Regions from separate parts of the Homo sapiens genome. Here region 1 is linked to region 2. Evidence: chromatin contacts called from ENCODE POLR2A ChIA-PET data. All regions are on one chromosome and are shown on one strand. Each heading gives the region's core, a stretch centred on a gene start or an enhancer-like site at or near the end of the contact. The rest is flanking DNA. Distances are from core to core; before and after follow the strand shown.

Region 1 (7,856 bases), core at 117-2,616, 690 kb before region 2:
TTTTTGAGACAGGGTCTCACTTTGTCACCCAGGCTGGAGTGCAGTGGTGCGATCACAGCTCACTGCATCATCAACCTCCTGGGCTCAAACAGTCCTCCCACCTCAGCCTCTCAAGTAGCTGGAACTACAGGAATACTCCACCATGCCTGGCTAATTTTTTCTTTCTTTCTTTTTTTTTTTTTTTTTTTTTAACAGAGATTGGGTTTATCCATGTTGCCCAAGCTGTTTTGTTGAATTTAAATGACAACCATTCCAGGAACTGTTTTAGAGCCAGAATTGAAAAATATATGAAGACAGTTCTTTAGAGAAACACCAGAACTGGCAGGGCGCAGTGGCTCATGCCTGTAAACCCAGCACTGTGGGAGGCCAAGGTGGGTAGATCACTTGTGCCTAGGAGTTTGAGACCAGCCTGGGCAACATAGGAAGGACCCTGTCTCTACAAAAATACAAAAATTAGCTGGGCGTGGTGGTGTTCCCCTGTAGCCCTGGCTACTCGGGAAGCTGAGGTGGGAGGATCACTTGAGCCTGGGAGGCAGAGGTTGCAGTGAGCTGAGATCATGCCACTCCAGCCTAGGCAACAGAGTGAGACCCTGTCTTTAAGAAAAAAAAGAGAAACACCAAAACTACATGTTAATAGACACCACATTAAAATTTAACATCATACAATTTAATTGTAATTAAAATAGTGCCTGACAGTTGTTAGGTTGGGTAGGTGTAAGAAAAGCAAAGAATGATGAGAATCTTTAACATTTATTGTTACAAGAACTACCTTGGGGAAAAAACTCACTTAAATAATGACTGTGTTATTCAATTAGAGAGACTGAAAAGGAACAAAACACGAATAGAAACAAAAGCATAAATTCTAAACAGTGGGCACTTATATACCAATATTGGCTGACCCCCTTTTTTTGAGATTGTCTGTGGGTTGTACTTGTAAGTACAGGAGTTCTGATTGACTCCATTTCAGTAGTTGCTTTGACCCTAGCGTAGCATTTTGTAAGTGTGAATTCTACTAGCTATTAATATATTTTAGGGGGAATTCCATGGTCAGATAAGTTTGGGGAAACTTACTAGACTTCAATAAATGAAACCAGTTTCTTTGAAAATACTTTTTAGAACCTTTAGTAAGTTAACATGTGCTCTGACTCTGCCAGGGAGCTAGGATATACAATATTTCTCTCACTTTTTAGACCGCTATCCTGTCTGTCAGCTTCTTGCAGGACGCCAGTGCTCTGGGGCACACTTTGGGAAGTTAACCTTACAGGCATTCCTTTTTCCACTTTTTGTCTCAGATGAATACTAAGGAGGTGTAGCTAAACAGCCGCAGCTCAAAGGTGGAGGAAGGCCCCACAGATGGCGCTAGATACTGAATGTTTGATCACCGTAACAAAAAAACGGGGAGGCCGAGGTGGGCAGATCACCTGAGGTCAGGAGTTCATGACCAGCCTGGCCAACTTGATGAAACCCTGTCTCTACTAAAAATAAAAAATTAGCCAAATGTGGTGGCATGCGCCTGTAGTCCCAGCTACTCGGGAGGCTGAGGCAGGAGAATCGCTTGAACCCGGGAAGCGGAGGTTGCAGTGAGCCAAGATCGCGCCACTGCACTCTAGCCTGGGCGACAGAGTGAGACTCTGTCTCAAAAAAAAAAAAAAAAAAAGCAATAACCAGTGATACCTCCTGAGTGCTTTACTATACGCCAGGCACAAAATACTTTTGATATACTAACTAATTATCTCAACAACTCTGTGAGATAGGTGTGATCATTATCCTCATTTTATAGATGAGGAAATTAGAGTAGGAGGGGCTTAAGTAACTTGACAAATCAGACAACTAGAAAGTGGTAAAGCCAGGACAGGAACTCAGGTACAAGGGCTTGTGTTCTTACTTCCTCTGCTGTATGATCATGGGGCTTGCCCACATGTGTATGCTGTATGTACCGTGGCTTCTACGTGTGCATGCATGGGGCGGTGTGAGGGTGGTATTCTTGGACAAGAGAACGGCATGGAAATGTGAAATAACAATGAGTTTTATGTGGCTGGAGGTCATCATTGGAAACGGTAAGAAATGAAACTGGAGGCCAAGGCAGGTGGATCACCTGAGGTCAGGAGTTCCAGATCAGCCTGACCAACATGGAGAAACCCCGTCTCTACTAAAAATACAAAATTAGCCGAGGGTGGTGGTGCATACCTGTAGTCCCAGCTACTCAGGAAGCTGAGGCAGGAGAATCTCTTGAACTCGGGAGGCGGAGATTGCAGTGAGCTGAGATCATGCCATCGCACTCTAGCCTGGGCAACAAGAGCAAAACTTCGTCTCAAAAAAAAAAAAAAAAAATGAAACCATGAAACTGTAAGGTGCAGGTATCCTGAGGGCCTGTGACACAAAGGAATTTGTGATTTCTATAATGGATCCATGTATTCTGCCTATCAGATTACCTTAAGAACTTCAGTAAGTGGAAGAGCTTTAACTGCTTCTGTGTTAAAAAATATATAGAAAGACACTTGGTCAGGTTGGAGGCCAGGCCACTCTTTTTACATTCTGCAGGTGGCATAGTTGTCAACTGCCTACCATTCTAACTTGTTGCATTGAGGACCCTGCACTGAGCCTAGACAGTAGAGACAGGCGTCTGGCTGAATTATGCTTGAATTAAACATAATACAGGGCATAATGAAAGATGATTCCCTCTCAACTTCCTGCACTTCTAGCAGTTTTCAAGGGCATATTTTGTGTGTTTCTTGAAGTGGGAGAAAGTCTAATACAATATAACTCAAAGAGATGAAGATAAATACTTGAGTCAGATTTCAGGATCTTGTTCAAGGCTCAGTTAAAAAGGTACTATCTTCTAATAAGACTTAACATGTTATTTGTTGTTTTTTTATTTTTATTTTTGTTTTTGAGACGGAGTGTTGCTCTGTTGCCCAGGCTGGAGTGCAGTGGCGCAATCTCGGCTCACTGCAACCTCCGCCTTCTAGGTTCAAGCGATTCTCCTGCCTCAGCCTCCTGAGTAGCTGGGATTACAGGCACCCACCACCATGCCTGGCTAATTTTTGTATTTTTAGTAGAGACGGTTTCACCATGTTAGCCAGGCTGGTCTCGAACCCCTGACCTCAGGCAATCCGCCTGCCTCGGCCTCCCAAAGTGCGGGGATTACAGGCGTGAGCCACCGAGCCCTGCCTTGTTTTTAAATTTAATGTTAAAAATATACGAGGATCCCGTCATCCAAATCTCCTTGATTCGGACTTAGTGAATAGCGAGGGTTTGAATAGCAAGGCGTATATCTGAAAATTTATCAGAATCTGTTTGGTGTTTGGGTTTGGACAGCAAGGAATATTTAGATTGGAAAGCAAATAACCTTACTCATTTTTTCTTTTCCCGGAGGGAGTGAAAGCACCTCCTTTGGCTACATAGATTTCACTCCATTGAGTGGTGGCAAGACTGTGACTTAGTGAAGGTCATAGAGCAGATCATTGTAAGGACAGGACTAGAAAAAACTGAATTCTTCTAATTCTGAGTTCAGTAATCTTGCCACAAAGCCTTCCTGCACCCTAAGCAATTAGTCTGTCAGCACTTCTTTATAGTGCTTGCTGAGATGAACGGGAGCTCTCCAGACATCAGTGGTAATTATGGAGACCTTGACTAACTGCCCAGGGAATCCCCAGAACTTGATAGAATATTCGTAGGTGGGAGTATGTTTGTGATACCTTTGCAGTAAAAAATTTGTATGGTAAGAAGATTTAAAGTTAGTTGTAGAAAGAATTTTTGACTCGATCAATTTTATTTTGAAGAAGTTGCATTCAGCCTCAGTTTTCATTTCTTACATCCCCATTCTGCTTCTGTGAATTATTGGCTTGGTTACTTGCTACTAACTTTAAATCCTCTTTATGTTTTACAAAAAAAAACATTTGCATGGGGAGTGGGGAGCAAATGTTGTAGGGTATGTGAAGATGAAGAGAATATCTGAGAGAGAGGAGTCATTCATTATAAGTGCCTTCAGGACTTGCCTATCCCCATGGTAGCGTTATAGGCCAGGCCTAGTGCTGGATTATGCTTCAGTCTTAGCATCAGCAGCTGTAGCCAGGAATAGGTGTGCAGTGATATCCACTTGGATTCGTGGGTTTAAACTGTTTGAGCAGTTCACAGAAAGCTGGTTTTTATTTTGTGCGTGGCATAATTTTTTATAATTTTATAATGTTTATTCTTAGGTGGGTTTGCTGAGTTCTCTCGTTGTTTCCCTGGCCTCTGTGAAGGAAAATCCACTCTAGTCCCTACCTGCATTTCTCAGCCTTGCTTACCTGTTGCCAACATTGGGCCAACCCGAATTCTTCCCAATCTTTATCTTGGCTGCCAGCGAGATGTCCTCAACAAGGTGGGTGCTTTGAAAATATCCTTCATTGCTGGGTTTATATTGTTAGCTGGAGAAACAGCAGTTACCCATTATGTCATTTGAAACACACCCCAATCTCAGGAGCTGCTATGCCATTCTCAGTGTGCTCCCCAGGTAACAGTTGCGTCATCTCTTGGAGTGTTAATTTGTTTGATGTTACTTTTTACTGCAGGAAACCTAAATTATTGTCATGTCTACTTGTTCTTAATAGGTCCAAGAGAACTGAAATAGGACAGGATTTTTCAGAAGTTTAGCCTTATATTCTTAGGGTATTAATTGATCTATTATAATTGGGCACTCTCAGGCTGTTAGTTCCTGGATTATCACACATTTAGAAATATATTTATTTATTGCAACATACTAGAAAGGGATGCAGGTTGGGCTTGGATTGAGGAAGGTCCTCATGATGACTGCTGGCTGGGGGTGGGGAAAGGTGTTAAAAAGATGGTGAGGACAAAGGCTGAAACTATGCACTGCCAGCCTCCCTGGGTTAAAGCTCTTTGGAGGAGTTTGGTTGAGAAGGAAGAGGGAAGAGCATGGATTATTGATGAAAAAGACACGGGCCCTACTGGACAAAGCGTGCCCTAATGGAGGAACACATTGGATTGAGTGAGGCCTTTGTATATGATGGTACAAGCAGAACAGCAATAGAACTATAATCTGACTCCACAGCTTGTATGCTCTTAATTAGTAATGCTGCAAAATAGTGCTCTTACTGCGTGGAAAAGTGATTTTTCTCTAAAATCTCTTAATTTACATCACCACAAATTGAAAAAGCAGTCAGAGATCTTAATTCAACTATTGGTGATTTACAAGTGCTATTTTCCTATGCAAAGGGAAGAACCCCTTAACACGTTCTCCTTGAGTAACTAGAAGAATTGGGCTGATTGTAAAAATAAGCTTCCAGACTGGCTTTCTTTAGCACCTGGAAGGCAAGGCTTTCTAGGAGGAAGAAAAATACCCGATCATCGGGTCATTGGGTAGCAATAAGGCATTCTTTTGTGAGTGTGTGTATGTTTAAAACTCCTGCCTTTTCAAAATTTTGCCTCAACACTGTGTTGTTAATATGTCTGCTTTTACTGTGAGATCTGCCGATTTGAGATTTAATAGCTTATGCTTGTACCGAGCCTTTCTGGTGGGGTCACAATGCCTTTGAGTGTGCAGTTATTATTAATTCTTTTTAGAGATAAGCAGGCTATGTTACAGAAAGCAAAATTAATTTCTTAAAGTCCCATGCATTCCTAGGGCAAAGCTGGAGCTGGTTTATTTAATCTTCAGATCAGAAAATAAAATAAAATTCCTAGTTAAGAATCCTGTTTAATCCTGGTAAACCTTAACCAGCCATCAGCAGGTCATTCCACAAGTAATTGTGTTACAGATAGTTTTTGTTACTTTTGACACTCAGTTAAATGACACATTCATTTTGCTGTATACCTTTTTCAGATTTAATAAATATGTTGGTTAAAAAAGGTGACAGCAGTTAAACCAGAATTTGGAGTTGAGGATGGGAAAAATAGTAGTTTTCTTTTTTTAACTCTGGCTTCTAAACATATACAGCACTAAGCAGGATACATAGGTAGATGTATCGAGAGGAAATATTTGCAGTGGGGAGAATGGGTTTGTGGAAGTTTATAGGACAACACCTTGGGCAAGGAGTTATTATAGAAGGCTTGTCAGGAAGCACCCCTAAAATAGATGTATAGACTTTTATTTTTATTCTGCAAGGATGGTGAGAAATAAGAATAAACTATTAAGCTGGATAGCTTTGAAAGCAGTGAATATAAATTTATATTTGTGGCTCACACACTTTGGAATCCTAGCACCTTGGAAGGGTCAGGTGGGCAGATCATTTGAGCTCAGGAGTTTGAGAACAGCCAGGACAACGTGGCAAAACCCCGTCTCTACAAAAATTACAAAAATTAGCCGGGCTTTGTGGCCCTAGCCTGTAGTTCCAGCTACTTGGGAGGCTGAGGTGGGAGGATTGCTTGAGCTTGGGAGGCAGAGGCTGCACTGAGCCCAGATTGTGCCAGTGTACTCTAGCCTGGGTGACAGAGCAAAGCCCTATCTCAAAAAATAAATAAATAAATAAATAAATAAATAATAAAAAATAAAATAAAGAAATGCATGTTTGACCTCTAGGTTCGTTGTTGACAAAAACCTTAGCGTTGAAGGAGATTTCAGAGATCATTTAGTCAGCCACCAGCATTTGATAAGTGAGGAAATCAGTATTCCAAAAATGTTACATGAATTCCCCAACATTATCCAGTTGAGTTTTAGAACTAGATTTGCCTCTTTTTTACAAATAGTATTAACTAACCTATCATCCTGCTGAACTTCGTGATTTATACTTTCCAAGAGAAATAATATGCTTCTTTTTTTCCTAAAGATCTCCAAAAATGAAAATTTTATAATCTTCCCTAACAGTACAGTTCTTTTTATTAAAATTCAGAAGTTGAAGTCTTTACAAACAGTAACCATGAGACCACTAATATTATTAGTGTTTTGTTTTGTTTTGTTTTGTTTTGTTTCTTTGAGATGGAGTCTTGCCCTGTCACCAGGCTGGAGTGCAGTGGCATGATCTCGGCTCACTGCAACCTCCCCCTCCCGTGTTCAAGCAATTCTCCTGCCTCAGCCTCCCGAGTAGCTGAGACTACAGGCACGCACCACCATGCCTGACTAATTTTTGTATTTTTAATATAGACGGGGTTTCACCATGTTTGCCAGGATGGTCTCGATCTCCTGACCTCGTGATCCGCCCGCCTCAGCCTCCCAAAGTGCTGGGATTACAGGCGTGAGCCACCGTGCCTGGCCTATTAGTCTTTTTTTTTTTTTTAAATGAAGTGCCACCAAAATATGTTAGAAGCATGTCACAGAAATTTTCTTGGGAGAATCATAATGTTTCCCATTTAAAATGCTGGGCTTTTTATATTATTGCATTTAACCCTCATAATAGGATTAGGAGATACATTTGCCCTGAGCTAAGTCACTTACCCGAGATTATGTCATGGACTTCAGAGCTAGTCAGTGGCACAGATCAAATGTAAACCGAGGCTGCTGTAATTTTAAGTCCCATGCTTATATTACACCAAAAATGCCCATCTTCTGGAAAAAGGAATTCTCTATAGCAGGCTGTTACGAAGGACTGAAATCTTAAGTCTATTGAGTCACAATGGAGAATTTCTTTCCCTGTTTTTTCTGCAACATCATCTATACCAGTACCGTCCAACAGAAATATAATGCAAGTCACATACATAATTTAAATTTTTCCAGTGGCCTTTAAAAGTAAAGAAATGGGCAAAACTAATTTTAATGTTTAAAAATAACATATTTAACCTAGTATATCTAAAATAGTATTTCAACATGCAATCAGTATACAAAATTACTGAGATATTTTACAGTCTCTTTTTGTACTGAGTCTTTAAAATCTGGTGTGTATTTTATACTTACAGCACATCTCAATTTGGAGTAGTCACAT
Region 2 (7,167 bases), core at 520-3,019:
AATGCTGGTGTCAGACCCAGGCATGACTCACAACACACACAGCTGGGCTAAGATCATAGAGAAATAGTGGAGAGTGTTTGGGGTGATCTGTCTCACACTCACTTTGGTGAACACATTTATGATCTTTCATGTCTGCAATACTTACTCTGAAAAAAAAATTTGTTTACCTGTCAGGTTTGAGATCGAATGATCTGTAGTTTGAACCCAAAGTATTGAAAAAAAAAATTTTTTTTTACAAGGTTTTGTTTACAAAGCCAAGAAAAGATAAAACATTTTAAGTTGGTACTGCCCTCGAAAATTATGGTGGATGTACACTTGGACTTTCTAAAACAAGATCTGAATAAAATAAGACACTTAACATGAAAAACTCTATTTAACACAATTTAATCTTTCTTTGATTCCTGAGTGGGTAATTCGGCATTTTACAGAACTTTGGGGTCACCATTATAAATATCAGCTGTCACTGTACTGGTAAAATATAAAATGTACCAGTTAATAATAGCTTTGCAATTCACAGAAAATCAGATAATGGAGGTTTTACCGTAACTGGAATTATGATGTTAAAAGAATCAATGCACTTTTCCAAAAGAGCCTAAATCATTTCTAGGAAATAATTCATGCCTTGTAAGAATTTACAAGGAAGTGCTTGATACTCCCTGGAAAAAATCAGTAGTTCTTCATTATTAAGTTTTCATTTTGCATGTGTACTTCATTGTATTATTATTGTGGTTAATCCTATGTCCACGGCCCTGGCCTCGAACCACACAGGCTCTTCTTAAATAAAGTGGAAGATTTCTTTGGCCTGTCCTAAATCCAAGGAACAATATGCAACTCTGCAAGTGCATATCACAAGAAGTCTTTTCAAGGTCGTGCTCTTGGTGACCCTTTGTTTAAAGGAATTTGGGCTGGATTTATAGTTGTCAGTTCTGAAGAATCAGGAAAGGGCAGGCCGTGAAGGGGTGGGGGAGGAAAAGAGAAGGAAAGAGGGAGGGAGGGAGGGAGGCAGAGGCTCATACCACACAGTACTGAGCCACCAAGGACAGAGTTTCTACACTGTTTCATTAGAACATGAAATCTACTCTGTTGTCTATGCGTCTGCTGTGAGCTGAAAAGAAGTCAGTTTACTTCCTCAGCATCTGGGGTCCCATAATTCTGAGTCGTGGCCACATTACCTCTGCTACTGAAAAGGCAAGAGCTGGGTTGCTCAGACAGCCCCGCAGTTCACACTGCCTGTGCTGCAGGCAGGAAGGTTTCCACCCAAAGGCCGGCAGAGGGAGGGTGTGCCCCTGGCGGGTGGGCTGGGGCTGGGGTGAGGAGGGGCAGGGAAGAAAGGGAAGGAGACTTCCTTTTTAATGCTGGTTCTCTTCTCAGTCCAATCCAAGTCTCTCCATGGAAGGATGGAAAATTCTGATTTCCTGTATCTCTTTGAAAACAATGAAATCCACTCTCCCCGGAGGGCAGGTTTGCTGAAGCTGTTGGCTCCGGCTGGCATGCACAGCCTTGGCTAAGTAGCCACACAGCACAGCATAGACATCCCGGCGAACTGAAGGCTCACAACCAGGAGCCTACCCCATGCACTCCCTCCCCAGCACCGGGTCACCGCAGCCAGGGTTCCTGGGGCCTCCGGAATGTCAGGGAGCCCCTCACTGCCTCTTGGGTGGCAGGAAATCACTAAGCTATGAGGATAAAGACCAGCCGGGGTCTCCATGCAGCTTTAGGGCTGATTTCTATTTCCCCTTGTGGTGGTGAAGCAGATTTCAAACTGCACTCAATACAGTCCCCAGCACAGGAGAAATGAAACCCTTTAAATCTTAGGCCTTCACGCAGGAGCCTCCCCTGCAGCTTTCAAACTCACAGAAGCCTTTTGTTACAGTCCTAGGAATGTGTACTTAGCAGAGAAAGCGTGGCTTTGTGGTGGCTGTGAAAGAATACTGAGGGCGGTGGCGGGGGAAGAAGAGACCCGCCTCTGGTAAGATCCTCTCCCGAAGTCTGATGGCAGCCAGTCTCAGAAAACAAGAAAATCCACCCAAGGACAAGGTACTCAACCACCCCCAGGGCTCTCCCAAAAGTGTCGGAGTGAGAGGAAGGAAAGCACTAAATATATTTGAGTATGTGAGTGAGCACAGGGGGAGGAGTGAGCTAAAGGGGTTTTACTGCATTGGTTGCTATAATTTGTGGGGGGTTCCTAAGAATTATTCCCATATCCTTCCCCAAGGGAACCTGTGAGGAAACTGGCAGCTGCTTATTGTGATCTAGTGTAACAGCACATAGTACAGCCAAAATACTGCAAGGAATTAGAGGCGGAAGGGGCCTCAGGACTGATCTTCACCAGTTTTCTGGTAAGATTTGTGCAAAACTCCAGTGAAGAGTGTGCACGCGGTCAATTTCTCCAAAATGGGAGAATATCTACAATAATGAGCAGAAACATAATAAAAAGCATTCTGAACAAGTGCAAGAAGACTCCTAATAAATATCTTATTACATGTAGCATATTTTACAGTGTTCTATAAATTTTAGGTAGACTAAAACCAAGGCTTAAAATGAGTTAGCATTGGGACATTTTTACTGCCACATGTGTCTGATTGCAAAGCGATGCTTTTAGACAGGGTTAGCCTTCTGCAAAATTCTTAAGTAGGTGATTCCATCTCAGCTTTCCAGTTCTCTGCCCTTTTCCCTTCTAGGTGTCATAAAATAGCAGGACCAGCACAGGTTTTGGACCAGGCAGCTCTGGTTTAAATCCCAGCTCTGTTCCTGACTGGCCTAGGACCTGGTCAGGTCATCTAGTCTCCTGTCTTCATTTCCTCATCTGTAGAAACTGGATCCCAACTCACAGGGATTGTTGTGAAAATTTTACGTGTGAAAAGTGCTGGACCTTAGCAGGCACTCAGAAATGTTATTTTGCTTCGTTCCAACCAAATCATCCCCTTTCCCATCCCTTCATGATCTACACATCCCTGCTTCATCTCACCACCACCATCATCACTAAAACAAGCATCCAGGAAGGGATTTAAAAATGCTAAATGCTCTGGTGAAATGACCACCAAGAGCTTAATGAGCCATCTCCCTGGTCTACATGTCTTTCTGCAAAAATCCATGCTCAAGGAGTAAACTGCTAATGGTAGAAATCCAGGCACCCAAGGAAGGGCTGGGAAGTGTTTCGAAGGCAGCGAGTCCTTTCTGGAAATCTGAAACCAGACAGATAAGCAGATAGCTGCAGTGGCCAGGTCACCATAGCATATTCCAAAAGACACTGCTTCTTGGAATTATCACTGGCCTTTGCTAAACAGCCTTTCCTTTTCCTATTGATTGCCAAGCTTTATATAAACAGAGCATTTCTCATTTTTAGTTAGATTCGAAATGAGTCCGGTAATCTAGATTCCACTAGAGCATGTGGTAAAAGCAGAAAGACTGGTTGAGGCTGAGCTCCTGTTATAAGCAATATCCGGGCAATGATTTGAGTTAGAGAAGACAAAAAACACAGGGGGGAAAAACCCTGAAAAGAATCAATTATTTGCTGTACCACCACTCTGAAAGTGGTTTGAGGCTTTGTTTTAATAAATGTCATGTATTTAAGAGTTTAAAGAACTTTCTGGACATTGGAGGTGTTTAAAAATTGGAATTGGAGGTGTTTAAAAAAAAAAGAGCTGCCTGTGAAACAGTGAGATTCCCATTGTTAGAGGTATCCAAGGGAAGGTGGGTGGCCATCGCTCAGTGATGTCATATTTGGAATAGAGGCAGAGTGTGAGGCTGGAATAGGTGACCTGGATCATCCATCTAACCCCAAGTCCTACCATAAATCTATGAAAGCAGCAGCAAACAAAGAGATAATAATAGTTTCAAATCTTTCAGAAGGTGTAGTTATTATTAAAGATGGACCCAATCCACCTTTCCAGGTTAATCCTAATCAGGAACAGAGAGGAAAATCTGACCTGTGGACTTCACTAATTGTGATAGTCAGACATCTTTTAGATTGGATTTTGCCAACTTGAATCTCAAGAGACCACAGGTATTTTTTATTTCAGTGTGGTTTCTCTTGCATTAATTCACATTTATACTTTTTGCCCTCCATGATATTTAGGAACCATGGATCATGGCACACAGATGCTTGGTTCTGAGCTGAGGGGCCATTTGTACTCACACATGCACCCTCCATACCTAAGCCACTCCCAGCTCTTTCAAGGTCTTCGAAATGCCTTTGGATTGCTGGTCTTTTGTGCTCTTTCTGAAATAAGGAAGTGCTTTTCTTCACGGGTTTACATTCAAGGGCTTTCTACACGAGCTCTCAAGTTGGACTTCTACTTGGACTTGAAAGTCCATCTAGAAAGCCCATGAACATAAACCCACTTCCAACCCCTCTGTATATTCTCACTCTAGGACACGACAGGGATTAGGAGAAAAGTGGGTTGGAATTCACTACTCATACTCAGGACCAGCTCACAGAGGTCTCAAGTAAAATGCTCCATTCCAGCCAGGTGCGGTGGCTCACGCCTGTAATCCCAGCACTTTGGGAGGTTGAAGTGGGCGGATCACGAGGTCAGGAGACTGAGACCATCCTAGCTAACATGGTGAAACCCTGTCTCTCCTAAAAATACAAAAAATTAGCTGGGCGTTGTGGTGCGTGCCTGTAGTCCCAGCTACTCAGGAGGCTGAGGCAGGAGAATTGCTTGAATCTGGGAGGCGGAAGTTGCAGTGAGCTGAGATCACGCCACTGCACTCCAGCCTGGGTGACACAGCAAGACTCTCTCCAAAAAAAAAAAAAAAAAAAAAAAAAAGCAGAAGCTCTATTCCCTCCCCATTTTCCAAGCAATAGCCAAGATGAAGGTTTTATGGTGGGCAGGGAAACTGGGAGGGTAGATGTGCATATGGTTTAATTATGGATTAAGGGACACCTGCAGACATTGATCCCTCTCAGCCGAAAAAAGGATGCAGCAGGAAGTAAACTACGAATAAAAAGCTGGTTTTACTGAATCAAGTATGTATCTCCTGGCTTCCCCATTTTGGTAAAATAATTTAAAACCACACATGGAAGAAGACAAATATACAGTTCGAGGTAATTATAAACATGTACCTTAAGTCAAGACACATTAATGTTTTGCAAATGATCCATTATTCTGGACTATCCATATCATTCTCCTCTTTATTAGAAGAGGAAATCAATAGCTGATAATACGTTCCTTTAGCTATGGCTAAATAGATCTTGAACTTCATTCCTATTTTACTTACTTTCATTCCTCCCTTCTACCATCTCCTTTTTTCCTCTTGTCTTCAGTTCTCTTGTTTTTCCTATATTCATTTTGCATCCTTCCTTCTCGTTTTATTGTACATTTTTTCTTCCTCCTTCTTATCCTTTTTTTCCTCTGTTTCATCATGCCATTATCTATGACCTCTCTTTTGCTCACTTCCTATCTTTTTTTTTTTTGACACAGGGTCTCCCTGTGTCACCCAGGCTGGAGTGCAGTGGCACGATCACGGCTCACCACAGCCTTAACCTCCTGAGCGCAGGTCATTCTCCCACCTCATGCCTCCCAAGAAGCTGGGACTACAGGCGCGTGCCATCACACCCAGCTAATTTTTGTATTTTTTTGTAGAGATAGGGTTTTGCCGTGTTGGCCAGGCTCGTCTCCAACTCCTGACCTCAAGTGATCTGCCCACCTTGGCCTCCCAAAGTGCTGGGATTACAGGTGTGAGCCACCACACATGGCCCTTGTCATTTTTAAGTAGGTCATCCTGTCATCAATGAATTCCCTGAAATCCCATTTTTCTATTCATCCTTTCTCTTCCAAGCACTCCTTTGTCAGAGGTACCTCACTTTCTTCTCTTAGTTTCTCTCAGTACTTTATAGCCTGCTATTACCCTCTTTGGTGTAGCTTTACTTTGCTTTCCAGTACAGTCATTCCTCTGCATACACAAGGGATTGGCTCCAGGACCCCCCGCCCAGATACCAAAATCCAAGGATGCTCAAATCCCTTATATAAAATGGTGTATATTTGCATATAACCTATGTGCATCCTCCTGTATATTTTAAATCATCTCTAGATTACTTGTAACGAATACAATGTAAATGCTATCTAAATAGTTGTTATATGCTATTCTGAAAGTCTGTATTTTTTTATTGTTGCATTTGTGGGTTTTTTTTTTTTGTTTTTTGTTTTTCTGAATATTTTCTATCTGTGGCTGGATGGAATCACGGATGTGCAACTCACGGATATGAAGGGCAGACTGTATACCTTGTCAGGTACTTTTTTCTTTTTATTGTATCCCATGGGGGAAATGGATGGTAGATTGGTGGAGGTGGCTAGAATTGTAAAGAAAAATATGAAATTCACATGAAGGCTGGAGTTACTCACATGACAACAACAGCTTATGGGGCTCAATTCTACTGCCCTTGCGTCTGTCACACAGTTGAGGTTTTGGAATGAACTACGTATGCCATCCTTGTTATCAAATATTTGAGAACAATTAGCTTTGCTGGCAAAAAATGACTTACATTGAGAATTCTAGGAATGCCTTGTAGGTATTCTTTTTCAAGTGAATTTTATGTTTCTTTTTTATGATTTCATTGATTTATGGGTGGATGTATTGCTGATGATCATTGGGGAAGGGGTCTGCAGGGAATTAAAGACAAAAACGTATGCTCCTACTACTTTAGAAGACTATGCTAAATGCAAAAAACATAGGTCAAGCAACTACTGGTTTCTCAAGTTCAAGAAGTAATTCCTATTGTTACCAGGAGAAAGGGTGATTTGATACCACCTACATTCTTTTTTCCAAAAAGGAAATAAAATTTGTCAGTCCAATCAAACATCCATTGCTCTAGTAACAGACACCTCTAGACAGGTGCATCCTGTTTCATTGAAAAGGTGGTTCATTTACATATAACCACTTAGGTAAAGCCTCCCTCTGTAAATAGGACATGTTGCTGCCTGCCAGTAAGTAAAGACTAAAGTGGGTTATTTGGTTAGCCTTTACATATTATTTTATTATGAGACTGCCCTTTCCCTTCTTACCCACTTTTCAACAGGCTCAGAAATGAAAAAAACTTTCATTTTTGAGTTTTCACAGCACAGTTGCAAACTCAGCCTTGAGCCTCACCTGCTCACTGTCTAATGAGCCCTGAAAACTTAAAGATTCCTGCCCAGGGTTACCGTTTTCTGACCGTGCATGTAT

What was found. ChIA-PET counts read pairs that join two places held with the same protein, here RNA polymerase II (POLR2A).
Region 1: POLR2A ChIA-PET joins it to region 2 with 31 read pairs in activated T-cell. The contact joins two enhancer-like sites. POLR2A ChIA-PET finds 5 or more read pairs at or near these places in 3 of 52 experiments (GM12878, OCI-LY7 and activated T-cell).

Annotation. Positions count from the first base shown.
Region 1 is chr12:12,497,026-12,504,881 of GRCh38, reverse strand. It overlaps DUSP16 (dual specificity phosphatase 16), which reads left to right. Exons shown (of 7, transcript NM_030640.3): 4 at 4,200-4,363. Among named protein-coding and RNA genes, the nearest start is that of DUSP16, 62 kb to the left of the region's middle. Within about 2 kb of position 1,366, at least 2 of the 41 ENCODE cell types and tissues checked have a DNase peak (open chromatin) inside an H3K27ac peak, as active enhancers do.
Region 2 is chr12:11,807,418-11,814,584 of GRCh38, reverse strand. The region is part of intron 2 of ETV6 (ETS variant transcription factor 6); the gene reads right to left. Among named protein-coding and RNA genes, the nearest start is that of ETV6, 160 kb to the right of the region's middle. RefSeq lists silencers at 1-190, 1,416-1,710 and an enhancer at 1,577-2,239. Within about 2 kb of position 1,769, at least 29 of the 41 ENCODE cell types and tissues checked have a DNase peak (open chromatin) inside an H3K27ac peak, as active enhancers do.